Linked DNA regions of Homo sapiens: region 1 is linked to region 2. A link is a loop called in an ENCODE intact Hi-C map of the cell type or tissue named here. Cell type or tissue: CD4-positive, alpha-beta T cell. All regions are shown on one strand. Links, peaks and the distances in the headings refer to the core of each region. The heading gives the core; the rest is flanking DNA.

Region 1 (16,337 bases), core at 4,669-12,668, 140 kb after region 2:
TCCTTCCCCTAAAGCATTTATTGAGTATCTGCTATGCACCTGAAGAGGCTAGGTATGCAGTGGGCAAGGTAGGACCTGAGCCCTGGGCTTGGAGCATTCAGCCTGAGTCAAGCTAGAAGATCTTGGGAGACCTTGTGCTCGCATCAGAGATGGGAGAAGCTGAGTCCCAGAAAGGTAACGTGAGGTTCACTCAAACTGTGCTCCCCGCCCCTGACCCCTTCCACCAATACAAAGATCCCTTCCTCCCAATCGCTTCAAGTGTTAATTATAGGAATAGGCCTAGGCCCCTCCCCCAAGGGGCAACCCCCTCCTCCCCGCAACAAAAACAAAAAGAGAAACTAGTACTGCCTTACATGTTAAGTGGAGGTGAAGGGAAGGGCACTGCAGGCAGACAGGAGAGCACATGCAAACGCCTGGTGTGTCAAAAGGCATGCTGGGTAATTTAATCATGGTGCCACATTCATAGCCAGGAAGCTGGTGGGTATGGCCCGGATGTGTGAGAGGTCATGCGCCTGGAGGGTCATCCATCTTGGCAATGCCTCTCTGCCCTGGGCCCACTTCCTTCCATCCTGCTATCTTGTCCGTTGGAAAGTTATCCTTGCTTTTTTTTTGGCCAGTGCCAGGTGGTCTCTGATGGTGACGCCATGCCACACAGCGAAGGAATGGATTGCAAGGGAGTCCTGCCTTCATCATGGCCTGGCTCATCCCCAAGGGCAGAGACCTGGAGTCAGATCTAACCCCTGCCCTTGCTTTTCCTGCCAGGGCTCTGCCCTGGCCTTTCCTGCCAGGGCTTCCAGTTACCCAGCCCCCCAGTCACTGTGGGGAGACCACAGTGGGCACAGCTGCCATCCTGGGGCCCCTTCCCCACCATTTCTGGGGCTCAGAGCCAAATACAACTAATGCCAAGGATTCAATTCCTGAAATGCAGTGCATAACCTCAGTGTTCTGACGGTGACAACGGAAGCCAGCCCTTGGGGCTTCAGAAGAAGGAAGCAGGCATTTGTCTGGCAGGCAGCGAGGCCAGCCCGTGGATGGGGAGTGGGGCACCAGATTCAGTTCTCCAGTGAGGACACTTGAGCTCAGACAGGAGCTGAGGCGGATGGGGACTAGAGTTGTAGGGAGTGCAGTCTCTGGGCAGAGACTGTCCTCAGAGCTGTGAGGTCAGAGATGAGGGCAGACACAGGCCCTACCCTCAGAAAGCCCCAGTCTGATGGAGGAGGCACAGCCTTGTCCTGGGGGAAATCCTAGTCTTTCTTATTTATTTTTTATTTTTATATTTTTGAGATGGAGTTTTGTTCTGTCGCCCAGGCTAGAGTGCAGTGGCGCCATCTCTGCTCACTGCAGCCTCCATCTCCCGGGTTCAAATGGTTGTCGTGCCTCACCCTCCCGAGTAGCTGGGACTACAGGCACACACCACCATGGCCAGCTAATTTTTGTATTTCTAGTAGAGACAGGGTTTTGCCATGTTGGCCAGGCTAGTCTCGAACTCTGGTCTTGAACTCCTGACCTCAGGTGATCCGCCTGCTTCGGCCTCCCAAATTGCTGGGATTACAGGCATGAGCCACCATGCCTGGCCTGGAAATACTAATCTGACTGAGTCTCCATTCAGTTCTAGAGCAGTGCTGTCCAATAGAAGTTTCTGCGATGACGGAAACGTTCTAGATTCGCAGTGTTCAATGTGGCAGTACTAGCTACATGGGGTTTTGAGCACCTGAAACTTCCCTACTGCAACTGAAGAACTTCGTCTTTCATTGTATTTAATTGTAATTCAAATTTGCATAGTCACACGTGGCTGGTGGCCACCACTGAGGCCAGCACAATCCGATACAGTCATTAACACAGTTGTTGTCTCTTCTTAACAAAGAGAGGGCAGGCCCCACGCTCACAACTTCCCGTGTGCTAGTCTCTAGGTAGAATTTAACAACGTTCCTTGTTTTTATGCTATTTATGGTTTTTATGGTTCCCATCTATTTACAGGAAATGATACTCATTTTCCATTTATAAGAGCATTAGTATCCTTGAATTAGTTTTTTAAAGGTGCTTTTAGATATAGTAAAATATTAAGGAAATAATAGGACAAGATATAGAGTTGTGACCAAAATCATGACTGCAGTTAGCAAAGGACCAACATTTGCTTTATGCCACTGAGAGATAAAATTCAAGTGCTTCTGCCAAGCCCCGGGCCCCAGTGCCCTCCCATGCTTCAGCTGATCCCTGGGTCCTGCAAGTCACCTGCAGCTTTCTAGACTCACCATGGAGTTCTGGGTCTAATTCCTTCCTGTCTCCTTGTCCCTCCCACTCCTTATTCTGCAGGGATCTGGGGAACTCCGTGGATCCAGAGAGATGCCCAGACCGAAGCCCAGACTGGGGAAGGCCAAGCAGGGCCCACAGATCTCTCTTGTCCGAAAGGATCTGGCATGATCCTCTTGGATGTTGGAGGTTGCCATAACAACCCTCTGGACACTGAGTGGGGAGGGCAGAGCTCTGTCTCACTGCCCACCGAGATCCAGAGAGATCTCAAGAGAACAGAACTGCAGTTTGTTTGTGACTTCAACCCCTAAAAAAGAGCATCCACTACCCGCCTTGGCCAAGCTCAGGGGAAGAGACCCCCATTTTAGAAACCTCTGTGCCAGCCTTCATAGGTCTGTGAAGCAGGGACTATTGACTCTTTTACAAATAGGTATACCGAGGCTCAGAGAGGTTCAGTCACTTGGATGGAGGACACACAGCCAGTGAGCCCTGGAGAGGGATTGGCGGGAAGGGACAGATTGGGAAGGAGTTTGAGGGTCCTCTGGGACAGCCCCGGTCTAATCAGGAATCCTGGTCTCGGCAGCCTGAGACCTGGCTTGTGGGCTCTGTCTTTCCCTAGCTGTGTGGTCTTGGACAAGTCGCTCCCCTTCTCAGGACCTTGGTTTTCTCCGCTATAAAAATGAAGATAACAATACACCCTTGTATGCCTCCCTCCCTGGATGGCTTTGAGAATGGAATGAGATAAAGATGATGGGGCCTGGTGTGGTGGCTCATGTCTATAATCCCAGCACTTTGGGAGGCTGAGGCGGGTGGATCACCTGAGGTCAGGAGTTCAAGACCACCCTGGGCAACATGGTGAAACCCCGTCTCTACTAAAAATACAAAAATTAGCTGGGCATGGTGGTATGCGCCTGTAATCCCAGCTACTTGAGAGGCTGAGGCAGGAGAATCACTTCTATCTGGGAGGTGGAGGTTGCAGTGAGCTGAGATCACGCCACTGCATGTCCCCCAGGGCAACAGAGCAAGACTCTGTCTCAAAAAATAATAATAATAATAATAAAATAAAATAAAGATGATAGGAGTAATTTGCAACTTCAAGGACCCATGAAGGCTATTACTATTGTTGATGATGAGGACAATGACGGTGGTGATGACAGAAAAGGAAACGGGGCGGGGAGTACAGGGTCAAAGCAGTGTGAGAAGACACAAAGAGCCCCAATGCCACCACATCAACCTCACTTCAGCTTCCTGCACCCCCACTCTCTTGGGGTGCCCTTCTCTCTCCCCACCCCTGGAAATCCTTTAGCCTCAGAGTTAAATTAATCAACAGGATTAGGTGGAATTGGCCACAGAGGCCCTGCTGGTTGGGGCTGAGTCTTCTGTGTACCAAAAGCAGGTACCTTGGTGAAGCCTGGGCAGCTGGTTCGAGGAGGGGGACGTGGGGGGAGTGAACATGGGAACGCATTCATTAAACGGCAGCCAGATTCGGGGTACGCAGTAGGGGAGCAGCCTCATGGCCAGCCTGGGCTCCTGCCCTCGCACTATCAAACAGCTAAGGAATGGGATGGTCCCAGGGGGTGCTGGTCTGGAGATTGCCCCAAAAGAGAAGGATACAGGGAGAGATGCTTTCTCTGAGTTCCTGGATCCTGTCTCTAGTCAGGGATGTGGAGCAGTCCATACTGAGCAAAGGAGAATTGCAGCTCCTACCTGAGAGACCTCCCAATCTCATGGGGGAGAAACAGCCTCTGTTTTAGGAAGCTCCCAGTCAGATGGAGGAGGTATCACCTTGTCCTGGGGATTTTCCAGTCCAGTGGAGGAAACACTGCCAGATGAACCGGGGCACAGGACAGACGTAAAACATCAAGGCAGCTTGTGGCTCGTTAAAGCAGCAGAGCCTTAGGACAGAATGAGGGGCGGAAGGTGCTGGGAGCCATTTGCGTTGTCAAAGCTTTGGGGTGGGCAGGAGCAAGTTGGCCGGGCAAAGTCCGGCCCAGGCTGAGGTGATGGTGGTGATGGTGATGGTGATGGTGATGGTGATGGTGATGGATGGAAGGTTGCTGGGGGCAGCTCCCATCATCTCTCCCCCAGCCTTTGCCTCTCCCTTCAAAGCCTCCTTTCACAGCTACTGACCTCTGGAAGCCATCACTGACTGCCAGCATGTGCCAGGAAGCCTCAGCCACGCCAGCAAGGCCTCAACCACTATGGGCCTTGCCCATGTGTCCCCACTCACCTTGCCATCCCATACAGTTCCCTGTCCAGCCACTCATGGCTTCTGTGAGTGAGTGAGCCAGGTGGGTCTTGCTTTGACGCCTTTGAACATGAGCTTCCTCTGCTCAGAGTGCCTTCCCTCTTCCTGGGAGTGCTCACCCAGCACCATCCAGCTCTTGGGCCACCTCCCCCAGCAAGGCTTCCTGGGCCCATCCAAGGTGATTTCAGTTCCCTTTCTTGGCGTTCTCAAAGCTCATCAGGAGACACTGAACTAGACTGTTTATGGGTCTGTGGGTCTCACTGGTCTGGGAGATCCTTGAGTGCGGCAGGGACTATGCCTAGGACACAGCATGTGCTCAATAAAGGCCTCTTGAATGAATAGAGCTTGACAGAGCTTGGCAAAGTCTCTCTTAAACTCTGACACACTGCAGCAGTCACCCCCCGAACTTGCACACAACACTCTACAGTTTACAAGCCCTTTTGTTGTCCCAACAGTTTCTCCCAATAAAGGGAGGGGAAGGCAGGCAGTGTTATCCCCATTCTACAGATGTTCAGTGGAGTCTCAGGGCAGTGGGGCTGCAAAGTAAACCCAGGACTCAGGACTCCCAGCCCGGAGAAGGCCAATATGGCTACAGCAAGTTCCCGGGTGATGGAAAATTCCATTTCTGGTCCTGAAAACCAACGTGGCTTCTCTTCCATCCCCAACCTTTCCCTCCTCCCTCTTTTGCCAGAGGAAAAGCCTTGAAATAAGGTGGCCACAATCTCTGAATCTACCCAGCTCACAGAGGACCAGGAGCTGACCCATTTCTAAATCACCCATCCCGGATCAGTGGAGGCCGGCAGTGGCCCTGAGGTTTGGGGTCCTTCTCTCAGCCTCCCTCACACCCTCCGGAAACCCTCCCACCCCTGCTTCTGCGCTCCCCTCTCCCGCAGCCTCCCAACCCAGCTTTTCTTACAGTTTAACATAGGCCCCGGTGTTGAGCTGCGGCAGAGAAACGAATCACATAATAGTTGATATGCGTTTTAATCAAGTAATTCGGGCAGAGCTGAGAGCTGGCGAGTGTGGGCCAGGCGTCTCTGAATACCAAACAGGCCTGGGCGCAGGTCTCAGAAAATGGAAAAGTCATTTACAGCTCAGCTGGGGGCCCGGCAAGCCGGGACCATGGCAAGGGCCCTCCCTGCTCCTCCGAGGGAACTGCTCAGCTGTAACCAGCGCACGGTGTACGGGGCTCGGGCGTGGCTGCGGGAGTCAGATTGCACACAAGGACAGGGCGACGGAGGAGCAGACTGAGAGGCAGGGGCTTGGAATCCAAGTTAAACCTCCTTGGGGGCCCAGGAGAGGATGAAGCGTCCCATTACAGTCCACCTCTTCTGCTCACACTCCTTTTGGGAGCTCATCTCAGCATTGGGCACCATACCCAGCCAGCACTGTCCTTCATCCCCTCCTCTCCCTTCACGCCTCTCATGCAGCTGGCCCAGCACTGAGGCCAGGAGATCCCGAGTCCCTGTTAGCTTGGAACCTGTCCTGGCATCCGCCCACCCCATCTCTTCCTGGACTCCAGCCACCACCTTCTTCCCCAGCAATGGCAGGGCTTTGCAAAGGCTGTGCCCTCTGCCCATGCCCTGTCCCACCCTCCTCATGGCCTGGTGAACCCCTGCAGTTTGCAGCGGGTCAGGCCAGGAAGAGCGGGCACTGAGGAGCACAGACTCCGGGCTCAGTCTGGCTGGATTCTGTGGCCCCCACATGTGAAAACACAGATAATAACAGAGAAACCCTCGACCCTCCCTCAGCACAATCACAGACGTGCTATGTATTCTGTTTTGTCATCTGTCCCCAGCACCCATCCACCACCCACCGCACACTCCACAAGGATGGGTATTATTATTATTATTATTTTTGAGACAGTCTCCCTGTGTTGCCCACACTTGAGTGCGGTGGCTTGATCTCAGCTCACTGCAACATCCGCCTCCCAGGCTCAAGTGATTCTCATGCCTTAGCCTCCCGAGTAGCTGGGATTAGAGGCACCGACCACCGTGCCGGACTAATTTTTGTATTTTTAGCAGAGACAAGGTTTTGCCATTTTGGCCAGGCTGGTCTCAAACTCCTGACCTCAGATGATCCATCCGCCTCAGCCTCCCACAGTGCTGGGATTACAGGCATGAGCCACCGCACCCGGCCAATGGGCATTCTTGACTGTCCTTTGGATAGTCAAGAGCATTGACTGTCCAAATTCATTCAAATTCATTGATTCGTTGCCGAATCTCCAATGCTCAGCACAAAGTGGACACTCAAATATTTGTTGCATGAATGAATGGATGATAAAATGACTTGGTATCTTACGGCACATAAAGTAGTGCTGGGTTGGTAACAACTGAATGTTCAAAGAAAACGAAATTTAGAAAAACAACAGTGCCGGGGACAGGTAAGCCTTCCTCGGTGCTCTGGGTCTAAGGTATCCATAGCTGCATTCTCATTGCTGAGACAGAGCAAAACTATCCACGCTTGATTCATTTCAAATGTGTCTGTGTGCTCACTCAGTCCCAGTATCTAGGAGTTCAAAGGTGAAATCAACCCAGCCCTACTCTGGGGGTGCAGGGGAGATGGGTGGAGGGGAGGTCAGGTCCTGGATAGAGCCACTGAGTCAACCGCCTGACCAGTTGGCCCTGCTCTGGTTTCTGGCTGTAGCTGACCACTTTCCTGACCCCCATCCACTTCCCCCACACAGGTACTCCCCTGTCCTGGTGAGCAGGGACCCCAGCCAGGTGCCCTGCCCCACCCAGGCAGCTGGGCAGCTGTGCAGGGACAGGTGGAGAAGGGGATTGAGTGAGGGTACAGGAGCAGGGAGGGGGCTCTGCATATTCCCCTTGAGACCAGTCCTTGAAAGATGGGTTCTCCATCAACTCCCTAGGTCCTGCCTACCCCGCCCCCACAGCCCGGCAGCACCTCCTCTCTCCCCTTCCCAGGCAGACCCAGGAGGGGCCGAGAATGTCTTAAGGCCACAGCACATCTGGGGAGTCCATTATCTCCAGCCCTTGGACCAAGGCTAAACCACCAAGTTGCTGGCCCCAGAGGAGGGGGTGGCAGCTCAGAGTCTCAGGGACTTGCCCAGGGCCACTGCCAGAAGGTGGCAGGGTGGGATTCTAATGTGGGGTTTTCTAGGGCTGGAGTCCCGCCCACTTCAGGCTGCTCCTCCCATCCCCAGTTCTCCACTGGGAAGAAGACAGGGTGAGCTGGCATTGATCCAGGGAGAACACTTCTTGCTTCTTCTCGAAGGAGATTCTAGAAAGGGGGCAACATGGCTCCTCCCCCTCCATGGGGCCCAACAGCTGGCAAAGGGCAAGACTCCTCCATGCTGATGTCTGAAGGGTCCCACCGGCCCCTAACCAGAACCTAGGCCTCAGGCTCCATGGCCAGGTCCTCTGGCTGCCCCAGAGGCCTCCTGGGGGCTAGGAAGCATTGGCAATGTGAGGATCCAAATATGCTCTGTCTGACTCCAAATCCTACACTCTCTCCCAGTGACTGAGAGACCCCCACAGGTTCAATTTCACTCTCCCAACTCAAGGAGAGGAGGGAGGGAGGAGAGTGTCTTTAGGAAAGCCAGAGTTGGACTCTCACCTTGTTCACAAAACTTGACAAAACTTTTTCTCCAGGGAGCTCCCATCGAACCCCACCAGGCCGGATTTTAAAATTCTAAGCCCGGCCGGACATAGTGGCCCACACCTGTAATCCCAGCACTTTGGGAGGCCAAGGTGGGTGGATCATCTGAGGTCAGGAGTTCGAGACCAGCCTGACCAACATGGTGAAACCCGTCTCTACTAAAAATACAAAATTAGCCAGACATGTTGGTGCATGCCTGTAATCCCAGCTGAGGCAGAAGAATCACTTGAACCCGTGAGGCAGAGGTTGCAGTAAGCTGAGATTGCACCATTGCACTCCAGCCTGGGCAACAAGAATGAAACGCCGTATCAAAAAATAAAAATAAAAATAAAATAAAATAAAATAAAATAAAATAAAATAAAATAAAATAAAATAAAATAAAATAAATTCTAAGCCCTAGGTAGATGATTTGCACCACAAAATCTGATGCAAGGGGAAACTGCAGTGGGGCATTCTCTGATCCTGGCTCTCTGCTAGCAGCATGGTACTGTCCTTAGACACTAGAGGGCACTGTGTATACATTCCTGCCAGGAAAGAGCCTTTCTAGGAAGAAGGAAGTAGTACTGCTGGAAATGGTACTGTGTAGTTGCATGGACAGAATTCAGAGCCCTGTATTCTCGTGGCAGACCCAGAGCTCTTTCTTCTGCGCCAAGCTGTGAACCAAGCACAAAGCACATATGGGAGATGAAGCAAGAGGTTGAAGTTGAAGATATCATGAGGACCCTTCTAACTTGGTCTCTTTAACATGCTGGTGTCCTGTGCAGCTAATATGGAGTTTTGGAAGGGGTGGCAGCTGTGAATTAGTGAGGAGGATGAGGTGGGACATTTTAAGAGGGCACCTTGGGGGCAGGGGCAGGCCCACTCTATGAGGAGCTCAGCTCAAAATCTTTTTTTTTTTTTTTTTTTTTTTTTTTACGGAGTTTTGCTCTTGTTGCCCAGGCTGGAGTGCAATGGTACAATCTCAGCTCACCGCAACCTCCGCCTCCCAGGTTCAAGCGATTCTCCTGCCTCAGCCTTCCGAGTAGCTGGGATTACAGGCATGTGCCACCATGCCTGGCTAACTTTGTATTTTTAGTAGAGAGTGGGTTTCTCCATGTTGGTCAGGCTGGTCTTGAACTCCTGAGCTCAGGTGATCTGCCCACCTTAGCCTCCCAAAGCCTCCCAAAGTGCTGGGATTACAGGCGTGAGCCACCGCGCCCGGCTCAAAATCTTTTACACTCTTCCTGTGACTTTAAGTCCATCTTGAAATTACTCACTAGTTCTCATTCACTTCTCTCATGGGTTATTTCAATCATTTACTCATCCAAGTTATTTAAGCAGCAGGGAGAGCAACGATTGTGCTGGGCAGAGCAGAGGTCACTATGCTGCTCCTGAAGGGCTTGCCCGCTTGGTCCTATCTTACAAAGTGTGGTGGAGGTAGCAAGGGCTGGCACTGGGGGAGAGGTGAGAAGAGTAGAGGCAGTGAGGTCAGACGGACCTGGGTTTGAGTTCGGAATCTGCCTCCTACCAGCCATAACTCCTGGGTATGTTTAAGTCCTGAGCCTCGTTCTTGTTATTTCTAAATGGTGAGAGTGATGGGAGACAGAAAGGAGGAGGGGAGGTGAGGAAAACTAGATGGAGGCTGAGCTCCCAGCCTTGTGTGTGACAGGCGCTCCTGGGCTGGCCAGCCTGCCAGCCACCAATCCCAGACCCAGTCTCTCCTCTCCTTCAGAACAGAAGCCTGGCAGGTGGGGAGTTGGCACTCTGGGCTCATCCATGACCTGCTGTGTGACCCTGAGCATGTCACTTGTCACTTGTCCTCTTGGAATCTCTATTTGCTTATCCATCCCCCTGGGAATAAGAGCTGCCATCCTGCCTATTCCCTAGGGTACTGATGCAGCTCCAGGGGTGGGAACCTTGAGAAATACACAGACAGAGGTACCCTTGATACAACTGTCCCAGCCCCCCACTAACCTAGGAAAGTAACTTCATCCCTCTGGGCCTCAATTTCCTCATCTGTAAAATGAGGACAAGAATAGTACCAACCCCACAGAGTTGTCATGCACAAAGATGAAAGGAATTACTGCAAGGCAAGAACAGTTCCAGGTACTCAGTAAGCACCCAATCCATGTTAGCGATTATTATTGCTGCTATTGTTATTATTGGCCCCTCCATGTAGTGTGGACCTATTTTACTTCTGTATCCCTCAGAGGCAAGCACAGTTGCCTGGCGCAAAACACAAAGGCAAGGAATGAATGCATGGATGAATGAATGAACAAATGCCTGAATGAATGAACAACTGACTGAATGAATGAACATGCCTTTGTCATCCTTTCCTTATTCTTCCACGGTGGAGGCTTTGCAGATCCCCAAGCCATGCCTACAGACCCCACGTCCATCCCATCCCATCCTTTTCCCAGAAATCTGTCCTGGATGCAAAACGTACCTACAGAGAAGAGGGGGCCAGGTGGTCTCAGGTAAGTGATTCAGCTGTAGCATAAATGCTAGAGGCACTAAGGGGCCAGAGGAAGACAGACGCCCAGGAAGCTGGAGCAGGGGAGGCCTAAGGAGAGGTCTCAAAATCAGCAGAGGGGAAAGAGCAGCAGCTGGGGCTCCAGTGGCCAGATGAAGCTGCCCGGCATGGAAAGGAAAAGGCAGCCTGACCACCCATCCGCGCCCCACAAAGCGGCTGTGAAAGGACCATATGCCTGAGAGGCCAAGCCTGCGGGACCCTCCTTCTCCCCCTCCCCACGCCCTCACCCCTCCTCAGTGCTGGAGCCCTGGGAGACACAGGGGCTGTGTCCAGTTGGAAAGTTGTTTGGAGGTGGAGATGGAAAATGGCTTTGGGCCTCGTCCCTCTGTCCATGTAACTCCCTGCTTCCGGGCTCAGCCATGAAGAAGGACTTAAACCTGGGGCTCACTCTACCCTGAAGATGGGGCTCTGTGAACCCATGCAGCATCCCCCAGTGGGGCTGGGTGTGAAGGCCACAGAGAAGAAGCGTTCAAACCGCTGCTGGTGTGCTTTGACCTTACGAAGCACCTTTCCTGTAGCAAATCACAACACCTCACTACAATGCTCATCAGTATTTCTATTAGCCCCATTTTACAGGTGTGAAAACTGAGGCTCAAAGGGGTTAAGTAACTCAATGGCAGAGTGACCGTGACGGCCAGGCAGCCAGTCCCAGAGCCCTCTTAACCATCGCGATGGGCACTTCTGAGCGTGCCATGCCAGGTCTCCTGCACAGGCTCAAACATGCCCACCCTGCAGAGCCACTTCCAGCCTCCATACCGACTTGTGCCCTGGGATGATGGCTTCAAATTAGTTCCTGTTGTCTAACCCCACCATCCTCCCAATCTAGACATGAAGGCCACATAATCCATGAAGCCCTCCAGGACTACCACATCCAGAGAACTCTGCTTGAATCCCTGTGGCACTTGCTGCCTGTGCCATCTTCTCAGCCCTTGGTATCAACTCCTGCTGGAGACTAATCATTAGCTTTTAGTGGATATGTGTGGAAAGTCCATCTCCCCATCAAACTGAGGACAGCTCAGGGTAGAGATGGTGCCTTTACAATAAGACAGGGAGTTCCTCGAGGATGGAAACTCTATTTTTTCTTATATCGGGCATTACTCGAGGGCAGGGTAACTAAGAACAGCTCTGTAGTTCCTATCATTCTAGAACACTTTTTTTTTTATTTTTGAGATAGAGTTTTGCTCTTGTTGTCCAAGCTGGAGTGCAATGGCACAATCTCGGCTCACTGCAACCTCCGCCTCCTGGGTTCAAGCGATTCTCCTGTCTCAGCCTCTTGAGTAGGCATGCACCACCATGCTCAGCTAATTTTGTATTTTTAGTAGAAACAGGGTTTCTCCATGTTGGTCAGGCTTGTCACGAATTCCCAACCTCAGGTAATCCACCTGCTTCGGCCTCCCAAAGTGCTGGGATTACAGGCGTGAGCCACTGCGCCCGGCTAAATGCTTCTTTTCTTTCTTTCTTTTCTTTTTCTTTTTTTTTTTTTTTCAGACGGAGTCTCGCTCTGTCACCCAGGCTGGAGTGCAGTGGCACGATCTTGGCTCAGTGTAACCTCCACCTCCTGGGTTGAAGCATTTCTCCTGCCTCAGCCTCCGGAGTAGCTGGGACTACAGGAGAATGCCACCACGCCCGGCTAATTTTTGTATGCTTAGTAGAGACAGGGTTGCACCATATTGGTCAGGCTGGTCTTGAACTCCTGACTTTGTGATCTGCCCACCTCAGCCTCCCAAAGTGCTGAGATTACAGCCGTGAGCCACTGCGCCTGGCTAGAATGCTTTTAATCACAGTCTAAAGGAACTGCAGCCATCAGTTAAATAAAGAAGCCACGGACCCTCATCATTACACACACAGCAAGGAGAACTGATTAAGCTTCCCCAGAGTCACAGCTTCTCTCCCAGGACTCTGTGCCAGTTTCTTTTCCCTCCAGAGTTATTTCTATGCTTCCAGCTTCCCGTCTATCCCCACATTTCTATCTTCCTTCAAATAGGCCTCCCAGGAAAACTCTGAAACCTAACATTCTGTGCACCTAACAAGGTGTACAGAGAAGCATGTGCCCAACAGGTGTTCACCAAGCACCCACTGGTGCCTCACAAACCACACTAACAAAAGCTACAGCAGTGAATGTTCATTGCAACAGGAACTAGGGGTCTCAGGATCATGCCACCATGAAAGAGACCCACTCTCCGAAAGATGGGTCTGCTGTGCGCCGGTCCTGGAGTGCTGATGAGAAAGTCAAGCAGGATCACTGGAAACATAAGCCTGACACCCCCACCACTGGGGCAGTTGCTGTAATGGAGGCCATGCCGCCCCCCTTAGAAACAAGATCTCCACCTGAGAAGCCCACCCTATGAAACAGACTTCACCCTCTGGAGACACCAACACCAAAGCCATCAACTTGGTTATTTCCCCTGCTACTGCCTCCAGGAATGCCAGATTAAAACACGAGTTGTCAGGGCGGAAGTGTCCCCCAAATCACCTACAGTCAGCTAGCATGCCCCATTTAGATGAGAGGACTCTTCACCTTGCCCAGAGGGGCATCCCCCAGGAGCCCGTGGGCTGGCTGTAAAGACGAGGGGGCTTGGGGTTGAAACCCTGAAGTTTGTCCCTGACTTCACCTCTAAACCCCTCTCTGAGCTGCATTTTCCCTACCCCTAAAACCAAGGGGTCTTCCTGGATCTCAAAGAACAGCCCCCTGAGAAGGGGTCTGGGCTGTATCTGATGGATAAACTCCACCTTCAGGGTTCAGGACAGTGCCAGGCATACAGCGGGGCTGGCTCTCAACAATGCCTGTTGCTGGAGAAAGGATCATTGACTGGTGGGGGTGGTGAGGAGTTTCAGAAGGGACTATGATCCTAAGTTGCGTGTGCAGCATGAGCTACAGGACACCCTGAGATCATCTGCTTCCTGTGGGGGAGGGGAAGGACCAATTTCATCACCCTCCCATTCTGCCTGGGGCCTGCCCTGCCTCCCAGGATCCCCCAATCCCCCTCTTTTCCTCTTAGGAGAAGGGGGTGGGGAAGACTTATCCTTCCTTTCCCCTCTCCTCCCCCAACTTCCCCTCCCCTCCCCTCCCCTCCCCCAGCCACTCATGGGCCTCTTGTGTCTCCGGCTGGTCGCTGGGCAGCGAGAGGCCTTTCATGGTGCATTCTCCCGCTGCCCCCCTCCCCACCCTCTCTCCCCAGCAACCCCAACCTGTCGTGCCCCCATCAATCTACTGCAACCCAGCCCTCTCCAGCTGGCCTGGATGGGCCGTTCCCAGGCAGAGCAGGTCCACAGTGGAAGGTGGTGGAAAAATGTGGACAAATTTCTGATTTGCAACACTCTGGGAAAGAGTTTATTGCCATTGTTTGAGGACGAATGTATAAATAAAGCAAGGCGAAGATGGCAGGGGGAGGCTGGTGAAAGGCAGAAAACGAGAAATTTTATGGCCATAAGGAGCGTACTCTAATGGTGATTTTTGAGGCACTGGACCATGGTAGTTACTTAGCCAAATGATTGCTGTGAAGCTGGGCGAGGTGGCTTATTTCTTAATTACTGTTACGTATTATGTCAGGCAGATGCCCCAACCCTGGAAAACTTGGTCCTGAGCGGACCCCGGCTTGGAGCCAGCTCCTGGTGCAGGGATGCTGGTGGGCAGATGGGAGGCTAAGTGAGGGCTGTCACCTGCCCTGATCAGGGGAGCGACCCTGGGGCCTGCTGCATCTCCCCGCTGCCGGGACTCCTGGCCCCCGAGACACCACCAAGAGAAGAAGTGAAAGAGAGACTCGAACTTAGAGCCATGCCTTCAAGATATGAATTCACTCAACACATCGGGGTCGAACACAGGTATGAGCCCCGTTCTGAGCTAGTTATGAGAGCTGCGACAGAAAATGAGACTTCAAAAGCTGTTTACAAAAAGCAGCCGGGGGCTCATTTCGGCTTCCTGGCTAAGAGTCTCTGCAAAGCTGTTCAGAGAGCAGGACAGCAGGTGGGGTTGGGGGGACAGCCTGAGAAGGGGTCCTGGGCTGTATCTGATGTATTAATTACCCCACCTCCAGAGCCCAGGACAGCACCGGCATGCAATTGGGCTGGGGAGAGGAGAGATGCCCTGACATGCTATGTCACCTTGGCCAGGTAGGTGGTCTCTCTGAGCCTCTGTTCCTTCACCCATAAAAACTGGGTAGGCTGGGTGGGGCTAAATATTCCCTTTTTGGTTCTAACATCTTAAGATTCTGTGATTCTAAGATGCTGTGGTTCTGTTGCTGTCAGAGTTGGTGAGGTTGATTTTTCCAAGGCGATCGGCACGTGCCTATTGGACACTTTCGGCTTTTTTTCATGGTGGGCGTGTGTCAGGTAAGGCAGCCACAGAGGAAAGAAGGGGGCTGCTGAGGGTCCACTATGTCCCAGGAAGTCATCGTGCACTACATCCTTTCATAGAACCCTCACAATCATCTCGTGGGAAGAGGACTCTTTCAAACACTCAAAAAGAGGTGCAGACTTGCTCAGATGCTAAGCAGCAAAGTCTCCATCCAAACCCAGGTGGGGCAGACACCGAAGCCAATGAATGCATTTTAAGCAAAGCAAGCCACCTCCCCAACATCTTCTAGACCAGCTGTCAAGTGTTAGCAGCATCAGAATCACCTAGAGGGCCTCTGGAAACACAGGTTGTTGGGCCCCATGAGGGAGCCTAGGAAGTCTCATTCCCAGCAAGTTCCCAGATGATGCTGCCACTGCTGTTGGTGGGGGTGGTTCACAATTTGAGAACCACTGTTCTATAGAAATGCAGAGAAAACCAGCATCAGCAAATAAACAGGACCACGCTGCTCTGTGAAAGGGAGCAAGAGCCTGGGGAGAAACACACAACCCCTCTCACCCATCAGCACAGTGGAAAAAGGGGGACAGACAGCGGTGCCATGCCCTAGCCCCTCGTGGCTCCAAAGCCCTGGATCTTTTTCACATGGGAAGGGTGGAGACGATGCCAAGGGGGCCAGCTTGGAGGAGGAACTTCTTTCTCTGTGCCTGCTCCTGCAACTTGCCATGGTGGCTGTGCCATCAGATTCTTGACAGACCACAGCCTGGAAGCCTGCCTCCCTGCCTGCTCCGGGCTCTGAACTCACCTCTTTTCACCTCTTCTTCTCCACCCTGGCTCTTTCCCTAAGTCCCGTTTCTCCTCACCATCTTTTCCTTTGTGTTCAGCAATCAGGTGTGTCACTGGTGTTTGCAAGGAGAAAGAGCCGTCATAGTATCAGGAGAGTGGCCTTTAAAAGACTGAAGTCAGGAACCACACCGGACACCTACCTCCTCCATGAGCTGTCTTCCAGCCTCCCCTCTTGAATTATTTGGAGGAACCCTGTTTCCGCTCCAAGAAGATAAGGATTTTATCTGTTTTATTCATTGCTTTATCCTCAATGCCCAGAAGAGGGCCTGGCCCATGGTAATTGCTCAACAGACATTTGTTGAAGGAGTCAAAGAATTGCGTCCTCCTATATGGCCAGATCTGTGCAATAAGGTGCAATGTTCCAAATAGTTTGCTCTTCAAGCCAACGTGATTGTTGGTGAGTGTGTTAGGATTGTTTTGTACAATAATTTCATTAGAGATGTATTTATGCAACACCAGACACCTGGCCCCACGCTGGAAGCCCCAGCTAGCCAGCTGAACAGTTCCAAGAGGTCGAGGACTGACACTCTAAACCAACACACAGATATTCCGTCGAATTCCCCCTTCTGCTTCCA
Region 2 (11,123 bases), core at 3,124-11,123:
TCTTGCTACAAGGGAAGATGGGAATGTGGTATTTAGTGGGCATTGGGGGTGAACATTGTGATGCTCCACTCCAATACCCTTTGGAACTGAAGGACATCTTTTTCCAGCTGCTGGGAGGGCTGCTGGCTGACAGTCCTCAACGCTTTCCAGAAATGGCTCTTGGCCGGAGAGAGCTGCCCTACCCAAGGTTATGCTCCCTACCTGGGGGTAGCCTGCACACAGTGGCTTGATGGCATGGGAGTGTCACAACCTGCACAATTCTGAAGGGCTACCCGGTCTTCACAGGTCCTTGTGGGGTCAGCCAAGGCCTTATCTGAGACGGCATGAAGCCAGCATGTCCCTTTGTCCAATTCCATTTCTTTTCCTGCTCCTACACGTGTGTTGACCCCAAGGGCGACCCCCAGCCCATCTGCCTGCTGATCTCCATCTCAGGGTCTGCTTGCAGGGCAAGCCAACCTGCAACAGCATTCCTATGCCCAGATAAACTTGGGAGCTCTGAAGGCAGCAGGGTACAGTGACTGCTGATGGGCAAGAGCAGTCTCTGCTTCAGTCGTGGTGGTGGTCACTGGGGGATGTGAGAGAGTCCATAGCTATGGGGAAGGTGCTGTTCAGGCTGGTTGTCATGGTGATGGTGGCCATGGCTGTGCTAGAGAGTGGGATGCTGTGGAGGTGTAATGGTGATGTTCATTCAACTGGGCTATGCTTACCTGCCTGCTGCACTCCACCCACTCCTGGCCTGCTCTTCACCTCATGAACGGGCTCCTGTAGGGGCTGTTCTCTTTCCCTCTTTGACATTCCATCCGAACAGCTGCCAGCTGCCTTCTCACTCCTTAGACTCCCTAGTCCCTCCTTCTCCTAGCCAGCCTGTTGGCTGCCCTGGATAGACTCGTGTCTGCTGCCTCTACTCCCCAGTCCTAACTCAACCCCATCTCCTGCCATTCCAGCTCCATGTCCCTGACGACCGATAGCCATTTGGCTCTCCCCGGGGCAGATGCCCAGCCCATGCACAGTCTATCTGGGAAGCTTTCTGGCTTCAGTGTTAGCTACAGGGGGTCCTCTTTGTTCTCCAGTGCAACCCAAACTAGATCTGGCTCAGTGACGGTGGTGATGAGGGTGAAGAGGTGTTGATGGTATTGATGGTGTTAGTGGTGATGATGATGGTGATGGTGTTAGAGATCCTAATGATATTGGTAGTGATGGTGATGGTGGTGGTGGTGGTGGTAGAGTGTTGGAATTGGTGTTGATAGATGATGATGGTGTTGCTGCTGTTTGTATTGAGGTGGTGATAGCGGCGGTGGTTATCATGTTGGAGATGGTGATGGTGGTGGTGATAATGATGTTGGTAGTGTTGATGGCAGTGGTAGTAGTGGTGTTGGTGATGGTGGTGGTGATAATGACGGTGGTAGGGGTGATGTTGGTCATGGCGATGGTGATGTGGTGGTGGTGGTAGAGTATTGGTATTGGTGTTGGTAGTGATGATGGTGTTGTTTTTTGTATTGAGGTGGTGATAGCGGTGGTGGTTACCATGTTGGAGATGGTGATGGTGGTGTGATAATGATGGTGGTAGTGTTGATGGTAGTGGTAGTAGTGGTGTTGGTGATGGTGGTGGTAATGATGGTGGTAGTGATGATGTTGGTAATGGTGATGGTGATGGTGATAATGACGGTGGTAGGGGTGATGTTGGTCATGGCGATGGTGATGTGGTGGTGGTGGTAGAGTATTGGTATTGGTGTTGGTAGTGATGATGGTGTTGTTTTTTGTATTGAGGTGGTGATAGCGGTGGTGGTTACCATGTTGGAGATGGTGATGGTGGTGTGATAATGATGGTGGTAGTGTTGATGGTAGTGGTAGTAGTGGTGTTGGTGATGGTGGTGGTAATGATGGTGGTAGTGATGATGTTGGTAATGGTGATGGTGATGGTGATAATGATGGTGGTAGTGGTGATGTTGGTAATTGTGATGGTGATGGTGGTGGTGGTGATGTTGACAAAGATACTAATGCTGACCCTTTCCTTTCTTGCTGGATGCCTTCATTAAGCCTCCAGTTAGGGGCCAAAGGCTAAGGCTTCTTCTTTTGTCCTTTCTTATGCTGGCAACATACGGACTCTGCTCCTTGTCAGATTTGGGTCATTAGGGGATTCACCCACATTCTGGCTGGGCAGAGCAGCCTGTGGGATGGAGTGAAGTGGGGATGAAGTTTGGAGGCCAAGGCCCCTCACCGTCACCCCCTTCTCTAGAAAAGATTGTGCAGGCCTGACCAAGCCCCTGTGTCCTTGTCACCCAGTCCTGAGGGGCAAGTTTGGGCTTGTGGTACGAGAGAGCACTGGACAGGGAGTCAGGAGACTGTGCCTGTGTTCTGACTCCCTGAGTGTCAAGTCCCTTTGCTTCTTGGTGTCTCAGTTTCCCCACTTGCATAATGAAGAGGCTGGACAAGGGCTGAGGATTTAAGCTGTTTCTCCCAGTGGCACAAGCACTGCTGTGGGGCAAGAGTGAAGTGGACAAACCACGCCAGGCCCCCTGAGCAGCCTTGCCAGGCATCACCATCAGCTTGTCTGACGGGTTCTCTGACCTATGTAGTCTGATCACTGGGTACTGCATGAAAAAGCATGGATGGTCAGGTATGGCGGGTCCCATTACAGCTAAGCGTGGCTCACAGGCTTCTCCCGTGTGTGTGTGTGTATGAGTGTGTGTGTGTGTGTGTGTGTCTACCTTCAAAAACATTTCACAGATCTGACCACTTTGCACCTCTTCCACCCTGACAACCTTAGCCTAACTCTCCAGCTCATCACCCCTGGGTGCTGGGCAGCTCCTCAGTAGCCCCCATGCTTCTGTCCTTGGCCCTGTAAAATCTATTAACCACTTACATGGTTTGGATCTGTGTCCCCACCCAAATCTTATGTCAAATTGTAATCCCCAGTGTTGGAGGAGGGGCCTGGTGGGAGATGGTTGGGTCATGGGGGTGGAGTTCTCATGAGTGGTTAAGCACCATCTCCCCTTGGTACTGCATAGTGAGTGAGTTCTCACAAGATCTGATTGTTTAAAAGTATGTAGCACCTCCCCCATCTCTCTCTTTTGCTCCTACTCCAGCCATGTAAGACAAAGCTGTTTCCCCTTCACCTTCCGCCGTGATTGTAAGTTTCCTGAGGCCTCCCCAGAAGCTGAGCAGAAGCCTCCATACTTCTTGTACAGCCTGCAGAAATGTAAGCCAATTAAACCTCTGTTCTTTGTAAATTACCCAGTCTTAGGCATTTCTTTATAGCTGAGTGAGAACAAACTAATACGAAACTTAATCTGCAATGCAAAAGTATTAAACGGATGAATACAACCACACGACTTTCAAAGTGCCCTTTAAAACCCAAGTCTGATTTTGCTACCTCTCTGCTCAAAATGGCTTCCCATTTCATCTGGGTAAAAGCCAGATTTGTCACAGGCCCTACCTGGTCTCCCGGTAACCTCCTTGATCTCATCTACTTTCCCCTCTGTTCCAGCGGCACTGGCCTCCTTGCTGTTTCTCAGACACATGAACCATGGGCCTGCCTCAGGGCCTTTGAACAGGTCATTTCCTCTGCTAGAAGCACACTCACTTGGCTGGTTCCTCCACCTCCTTCAGGCCTCTGCTCAGCCATTCCCCTCTCAGTGACACCTTCCTGAGGCCCCCTCTGCGTATCGTCACCCTCACTCCCTATCCTCCCTCCATACTCCACTTTACGCCACAGCCCATGTCACCATCTGGCAGGATACGTGTTTGCTAGCTCATTGTGTTTATCTGTCCCCTATGCCCCTGCCAATAGAGGGCAGTTTTGTCTGTTTTATTCTCTGCTGTACCCTCAGCACTTGGGACAGAGCTTGGCATATAGTAGGTGCTCACTAAATACTTGTTCAATGAACTTCTGTGTTTTTTGTACCCCTGTTGCAGTCGGGCACTGATACTGCTGAACAAATTCAAGGACACAAACTCTTCCTGTCCTGTATGTAGTGGTGAGGAGCAGTGGGGAGGGCCTTGGACTTGAAGCTGGTGTCCCAGGGTGTATCCTGCTGCAGCCACTTGGGGTGTTGTGATGTTGGGTAAGCTACTGCCCCTCCCTGGGCTTATCCTAGCTGTAAATGAAATAAGAATAATCCATCACTGCAGGGAGATGTCTCCAGGCTACTTAACACACAGTAGCTACTATTATCATGTGTCTTAGCTTCAGATGCTATAACAAAATATTATAAACTGAGTGGGTTATAAACAACAGACCTTTATTTCTCATAGTTCTGGAGGCTGGAAGTCTGAGTTCAGGGTGCAAGCATAGTTGGGTCCTGGTGAGGGCCCTCCTCTGGTTGCAGATTGCTGACTTGTTATATCCTAACATGGTGGAAAGAGGGTGAGAGAACGCTGTGGGGTCCCTTTTAGAAGGGCACGAATCCCAGCCGGGCTTGGTGGCTCACGCCTGTAATCCCAGCACTTTGGGAGGCTGAGGCAGGCAGATCACCTGAGGTCAGAAGTTTGAGACCAGCCTGATCAACATGGAGAAACCCCGTCTCTACTAAAAATACAAAATTAGCCAGGTGTGGTGGCACATGCCTGTAATCCCAGCTACTCAGGAGTCTGAGGCAGGAGAATTGCTTGAACCTGGGAGGTGGAGGTTGCGGTGAGCCGAGATTGTGCCATTGCACTCCGGCCTGGGCAACAAGAGCAAAATACTGTCTCAAAAAAAAAAAAAAAAAAAAAAAAGAAAAGAAAAAAAAAAAAGGGCCGGGTGCGGTGGCTCACACCGGTAATCCCAGCACTTTGGGAGGCCGAGGTGAGCAGATCACGAGGTCAGGAGATGGAGAACATCCTGACTAACACGGTGAAACCCTGTCTCTACTAAAAATACAAAAAATTAGCTGGGCATGGTGGTGGGCGCCTGTAGTCCCAGCTAATCGGGAGGCTGAGGCAGGAGAATGGCGTGAACCTGGGAGGCGGAGCTTGCAGTGAGCCAAGATTGCACCACTGCACTCCAGCCTGGGTGACAGAGCGATACTCCGTCTCAAAAAAAAAAAAAAGAAGGGCACTAATCCCATTTGTGAGGGCTCCCTTCTTATGACCTAATCACCCCCAAAGACGCTGCCTCTCAATACCATCACATTAGGGATTAGTATTTTAACAGATGCATTTTTGGGGGACATAAACATTCAGTCCATAGCATCATGACTACTATTATTGTGAATTCTTAACCCCAACGGTCCATGATATGTATGCATTAACAAAAGGGAGGCAGGAATAGGGGTTGGCCTAGAGTTGAACTTAGGAAACTGGTAGAGTCCCCAGGTCTCCTCTGCCTCCAGGCTCCCTAGATCCTCTTGATCTAAGAGGGGGAGCTTCTCAGACTCTTTAAGGGCTTATCTCAGCCACTTTTGCCAGGGATGTGAAAAGACGGCCCCTGCTCCGCTGGAAAGAGTAATTCTTAACCCAGGGGAAGGAAGGAGCCAGTCACGCGAGAGGCAAGAGCTCTGGATTGGGAACCAGAAGACCTGGATCGATTCTTAGCCAGGCTGTTGGCTCCAGTGACCTTGGGCCCGTCACCCCTCCTCCCTGGGCCTCAGTCTCCCAATCTGGATCAGGTCATCTCTAAGCTAAGGCTGCTTCCCATCTGCATTCAGTCCAGCACAGCAGGACCTCAGCATCTCCCCATCCACCTGTGGCCTGGCCTTCCTCATCGCTCGTTCCGTTTGCTGTTTCTTGCCTCGGCCTCCCTATCTCCGTCCACAGCCCTTCTCACAGGGCGTCAGGTATGTGTACCTCGGTGTGGCTGAGAACAGGATTCCTGCAGCGGGCCTTCCTGTCCAGGGCAAGGCCTGGTGTGGGCAGGGGACCTGCGAATCCCATCACTTCACCCCAGCCTGCCTGCCTCCTGGGCGGCTCCCCTAAATCAGTGCCCTGCCTGTCAAAACATGAAACACAGTCAAGATATGAACCAAAATGAGGAGCTGGAGAACAAGAACTCTATGAAATCGCTATGATCCTCTTCCCTGGGCCAACCAATGGACCCCGTCACTCCCTGCCTCTGGGCCTGTTTCCCCATCCACGCAAGGAGAGTGGTCCCTAACTTGGACACAAATTTTCCCGGTGGTTCTGAAGACCAGCCTCATTCTAGTTCACTGGACTGGGGATGTCCCTGTGGCCCAGCTTGTTGTCAGGATAGCGGCCACAGCCCAGGTCCTTCTGGAAAGCTGATCCGAGAGCCAGGTGTGCGCTCTCTGCAGGGCACTTCCAGAAGCTGACAGCAGATGGTGCTGTTGGCCCCATTCCTGTGCAAAGGGAGGCTGAGCCGCTGCCAGGGGCTCCGTGCTTGGAAGTGCTGGGCAGGGCTTGAAGTCCCGTCTCTTCCAGGCCCAAGGCTGGACGCTTGGGTAGACACACACACACACAAACACACGATGCAGAGACACGGAGGTGCATGCGTGCAGGCTGTTCCCGTCTATCCAGAGTGTGGTGCCAAATGCCAGCCCCGACTGTTAACTCACCCAGTGTGTGTTTCTGTGTCACCTCTACGGCACGGGGTCTGCCAGGCTGCAGGTGTCGGAGAGAGGCAAGGGCCGAAAGCAGGGCGGTTTGTGTGGGTGAATGCAGGCACACAGGTGCTAGTGTCTGTGGTTCGTGTGTACGCAGTGCCCACGGAGACCCGTGTGTGCACGCGGGTGTGCGAGGGGGTGCGTGTTAAGCACCCCAACGCCGTGTCCCTCTGGGCGACTATTTGGCTGTGTGTGGGGAGATGTGTGCGTCTATGACTGTGCATACAGGCATCTGTGCTTGCGTGCACACGTGTGTTTGGTACGTGCGTGTGCTTGTGTGGTAATCACAACCTTTTGGCTGGGCTGATGGGACAGGAAGCAGGAGGAATGATGAATGGTTTGAGTAGTAGGGAGGGTGTGAGTAGACAGGCTGGAAAGACCAACCAACCTCTTTGTTAGGAGGGTGAAGGCTGAAGCAGGTGGACCCAGTGCGCAGAGACCCTGGCCCGGATCGGGGAGGGGCGCGCCAGTCCTCACGAGCTGCGGGGAGATGGCACTGCCACTCTCATCACGGGTTAAATGAGTGTCCTCGGCACCAGGCACTTGCTGGGCCCTTTCCACTCACACACACTCTCGTCTAACAACCCTTGACGTCCCCACAGTACAGAGGAGGAAACTGAGGCTGGGGGAGGTAGAGGAACTTGCCTGTGGTCAGTCAGCGAGGAGGTGGCGGAGCTGGGTGTTGAACCTAAGTCCAGCCCCAGGCCCTGTCAGCAAATCACCTTTGCCTCAAGCCAGCCTGGCAGGAGGGAGAGACGTGGTGCTGGTGATCACCGGTGGGGAGAGGCAGGGGAGAGTGGCAAGGATGAGAGGAGGGAAGGGAGCCCGTGACTCCTGGGGCAGTGGAAAATCCTGGCTTGGGAGCTAAGTGCTCCCTCAGAGCATTGGCCTCTGCCCTTAGCTGTGGGGTCAGCCCCTCAGAGCCTCAGTTTCCCTATCTGCCAGGCAACGGGCTCGGCCCAGGCATGCTATGCCCTGACAGCATGCAAGAGACCTTGTTGGGCACTGCCCCTTCCCCATTAAACAAATGTTTATTGGGCATCTACTATGCGACACTGGGGGGTGCCATGGGGAACAGGACAGGCCAGCTCTCCACCCTCATGAAGCCCAAACTCCAGTGCACAAGCCCAAATTCCCACAATAAAGGGAAGCGGGGAAGCGCCGAGACTGAAGTAAGTGAGGTAAGTGCTGTGAAGAATGGCCGGGGCGACTGGACAGACAGGGGCTGGGGCCGCTTGTGGCCAGGGAGGGAGGCTGTCGGGGAGGGGCAGCCGCAGCAGGTTCTGGGGAAAGCATCTTCCGGACAGAGGGATGGGGAGGGGGCAGGAGCTGGATGGGGCAGGGCCTCTCAGGATTTCATTCTCAGGGCAACAGGACGTCACCCAGAGAATTTAAGCAGGAGAGGACCCGATCTGATTCGTGCTTGAAAGATCACCAGATGCAATGTGGAGAATGCTCTATGGGGACCAATGACTGCAGAAGGAGACCAGGATGTGGCAGGGATTCTATAAAAAAGCCACCCTGAGCCGGTGCGTTTAGGGCACGGGGGGCCTGGGAAGCTGTGATTTGAACTCCGTACCGTTGAGCAAGCCCTCTACCTGGTTTCTCCCTTCCCCTTGGCCCCACCCTAAAGCAGGCTCTTTCCCCGGCTTATTTTCTTATGCCTGGGGTGACTTATTTTACCACTGTGAAGCCTGGGAGTGAGGTCTCCAGGCATAGACCCTCTATCCCAGCTCAGGGCTCGAATTCTAGCTGGTCTGTTATTGGCAGGATGACTTCAGTCAAGTTGCTTCTCTGAGAGCCTCAGTTTCCCCATCTGTAAAATGACGGTAATGATGCTTCTTAGAGCACCTGATGGTAGCAGTGAGGATGAAACAGGATGGAGCAGGCGAGGGCTCTGTGCAGTGCCTGTCACATCGTCAGAGCTGTTGTGATCTTGCTGATCACTAAGTGACCCATATGGCCTGGCACAAGTCACTGAAGTCTCTTAACGGCAGTTTTCTCCCTGTAGAATCCCTGAGAACTGGGAAAGCCTGTAACACATAGCAGGCGCTCAGGATGCTTGTGTTGGGGAGTTGCTCCAGCCTACCCAGCCTTCTTTGGCTGGGAGGCAGGAACCAGTCCGTTCTGCAGAGAGGTGGCTTTGGGGGCAGGGGTATGGCCAGGAGGGGGTCAGGCTCACGTGAGGTCCCATGGTCTCCTCCTCCATCTCCCTCAGCTCCCCCCCACCTCCCTCAGCTCCCCCTCCACCTGCCTTCCCTCCAGCCCTCCCTCCACCCTACACTGTGCCCCAGGGAGTGGGCATTTGGAAGTCTCCCAGTGCCCCTTCCCTTCTCTGATTTGCATGTTTAGAATGTATCTGCAGACGCATCTCTCTAGCACGGGGCCCAGCCTTTCTGCCTCCCTCCCTTCCTGCCTGCGTCTCTGGGAGCTGAGCTATCTGCATGCACGAGAACCGAGAAAAGCAGGTCCACCCGGCCCCTCCTCTCCAGAACCTTCTGAGATGCCCCGTCCCTATCCCTGCTGCCTCAGCCCTGCCAGGACAACAGTTCCATCTGGGGGGCGTTGGGATTTCTTTTTGCACACCCGCAGCTCGGTCTGCACCCGTGGGGGCTGTCTAGCTCAGCGGCTGCCGGGTGGCACTCTCAGATCACAGGCCTGACATTTCAGCGCTTGTGTCTCTGTGCCAGGCAGGCACCAGCCCGAGCAATCGATTCTCTCTGCATAATCGCTCAGCACCGTCCATAACATTTCATCAGCCCCCATTGGCCCTCTGGGCTCCTTCCTCTGGGCCTCACGCTGGGTTGCCCATGCCCTCTCTTCCGGGGCTGGGTGCTGTTTTTCCAAGTCCTCGCGAGAGCTGCCCCCCTGCCCTCCACTGCCATCCCCGCTGCACTCCCCATGAGGCTGGCAGGGCTTCCTCAGTTTCTGGTCACCTCCTCATTCCCGTGTCACCTGGCATCAGCCACATTAGGTTCCCTCTGGTTGCTCTAAAAGCAGAAGTCTTTCCCAGCTCAGGGCTTTTGTACATGCTGTGCCTGCCATCAGAACGCCTTCCTAGTAGCCCCAGCATATTCTCCTCTTTGCCTAGCTCGCTTCCACTTAGCACTGGGGTCTCAGCTTAGCTGGTGCTTCCTCCAGGAAGTCCTCCTGGATTTCCCAGACTAGGCTAGGTTGTTCCACTTCACCCCTTTTTACAATCAACTCATCTCTTTGGCACCCCATCCCTCCTGTAGTGATTTATTTGACATCTGTCCTCCTCATTCCATCCGAGTAGGCCCTCTCTGTTTTCTTTACTTCTGTAGCTGTTGGGCTCATACAGTGATGCCCAATAAATGCTTAGTGAATTGAATGAATTATCGGATGAATGTTTGCTGAGTACAGCCACTCAAAGGCCTGATCTTTTGGCCGTGACAATGTCCCTCCCCGCAATCATGAGGAAGAGAATGGGTCTGCTCCAGGCCTTCCTTTGTGTAATGAGGGTGATGAGGCTGGGAGAGGAAGGAATGGTCGTGATGAGGGGAGGGGAAATAGGCTCTCTGAGGCCAGGGGCCAAGCCTGCTCCTCTGTCTCTCTTCTGTCTCTGATGTGTGATGGTGCTTGGGGGCTGTCAGCTGAGCAAAATGTAAAGAATGCTCATGTGGCTGGTGGGGTGGGTGGAGCTGATGGTGGTGAGGCTAAAGGTGACAGCTCTTGGCAGTGGTGGTGACTGTGTTGATGATGGCGGTAATGAAAATACTCATGCTGATGTTGGTTGCTTATTTGGCAGTGGAAACAATGGCAATTTTGCTGTGGCTTTGGGGTGATGGTACAAAGCATGTTTGAGAAAATGGACTTTGGAGTTAGGCAAACCTGGGCTCCTCTCCTGCCCCTATCGCTTTAGGCATCCAAGAAACCCTTCAGTGTCTCAGTTTTCCCATCTGTAAAGCAGGTACCATAAGAGTACCTACTCCATTGGGGCATGGCTGGGACTAGGTCTGTTGTCAGGATTAAATGAGAAGATGCCTGGAGAGCTCTTAGCGCAGTGCTTGGCCCACGTGAGGTTTTGAGTGACCATGCGCGGAATGACATCATTAGGATGATAGCTTGGTGGTGATGGCCCCAGGGCTGCTACTATTCCTGGGGATGATGATGGTGACATTTGGGAGGAAGGGGATGAAGATGGCCATTGTGGGTGCTTTTCCTGATGCAGGGGCAGTTGACAGGGCGAAGTGATGCTGATGATGTTGATGATGGTGATGGTGACAGAGAAGCTTAAGACTGATTAATTCAATTGTCGGTTAAACAAGCAGCATGTGTTTTGTGTCAGCAAATTTGGGGGAAAAATAAATACGACCCTTGGTTTTCAGGAGTCATGAATAAAATAGAAAATTCACACACATATGGTAGGAATAAAACTCTGGGGACTGTTGTGGGGTGGGGGGAGGGGGGAGGGATAGCATTAGGAGATATACCTAATGCTAAATGACTAGTTAATGGGTGCAGCACACCAGCATGGCACATGTATACATATGTAACTAACCGGCACATTGTGCACATGTACCCTAAAACTTAAAGTATAATAATAATAATAATAATAATAAT

What was found. Peaks named below come from ENCODE experiments on the same cell type or tissue, not always from the same donor. Only the 100,000 strongest peaks of a DNase experiment are listed, where the experiment ranks them.
Region 1: it touches region 2 in a loop (5-fold over the local background); 7 of 110 quality-filtered maps call a loop at or near these places.

What each region holds. Positions count from the first base shown.
Region 1 is chr1:18,673,858-18,690,194 of GRCh38, reverse strand. The region is part of intron 4 of PAX7 (paired box 7); the gene reads right to left. Among named protein-coding and RNA genes, the nearest start is that of PAX7, 51 kb to the right of the region's middle. In CD4-positive, alpha-beta T cell, for the core only: CTCF peaks have their summits at 8,431 and 8,633 (motif pointing right); a DNase peak (open chromatin) is centred at 8,624; H3K27me3 peaks cover 715 bases.
Region 2 is chr1:18,816,082-18,827,204 of GRCh38, reverse strand. No RefSeq gene overlaps it. Among named protein-coding and RNA genes, the nearest start is that of TAS1R2, 38 kb to the left of the region's middle. RefSeq lists a silencer at 6,126-6,304 and enhancers at 6,483-6,992, 6,993-7,502, 9,199-9,699. In CD4-positive, alpha-beta T cell, for the core only: CTCF peaks have their summits at 6,048 and 6,267 (motif pointing right); a DNase peak (open chromatin) is centred at 6,254; H3K27me3 peaks cover 1,163 bases.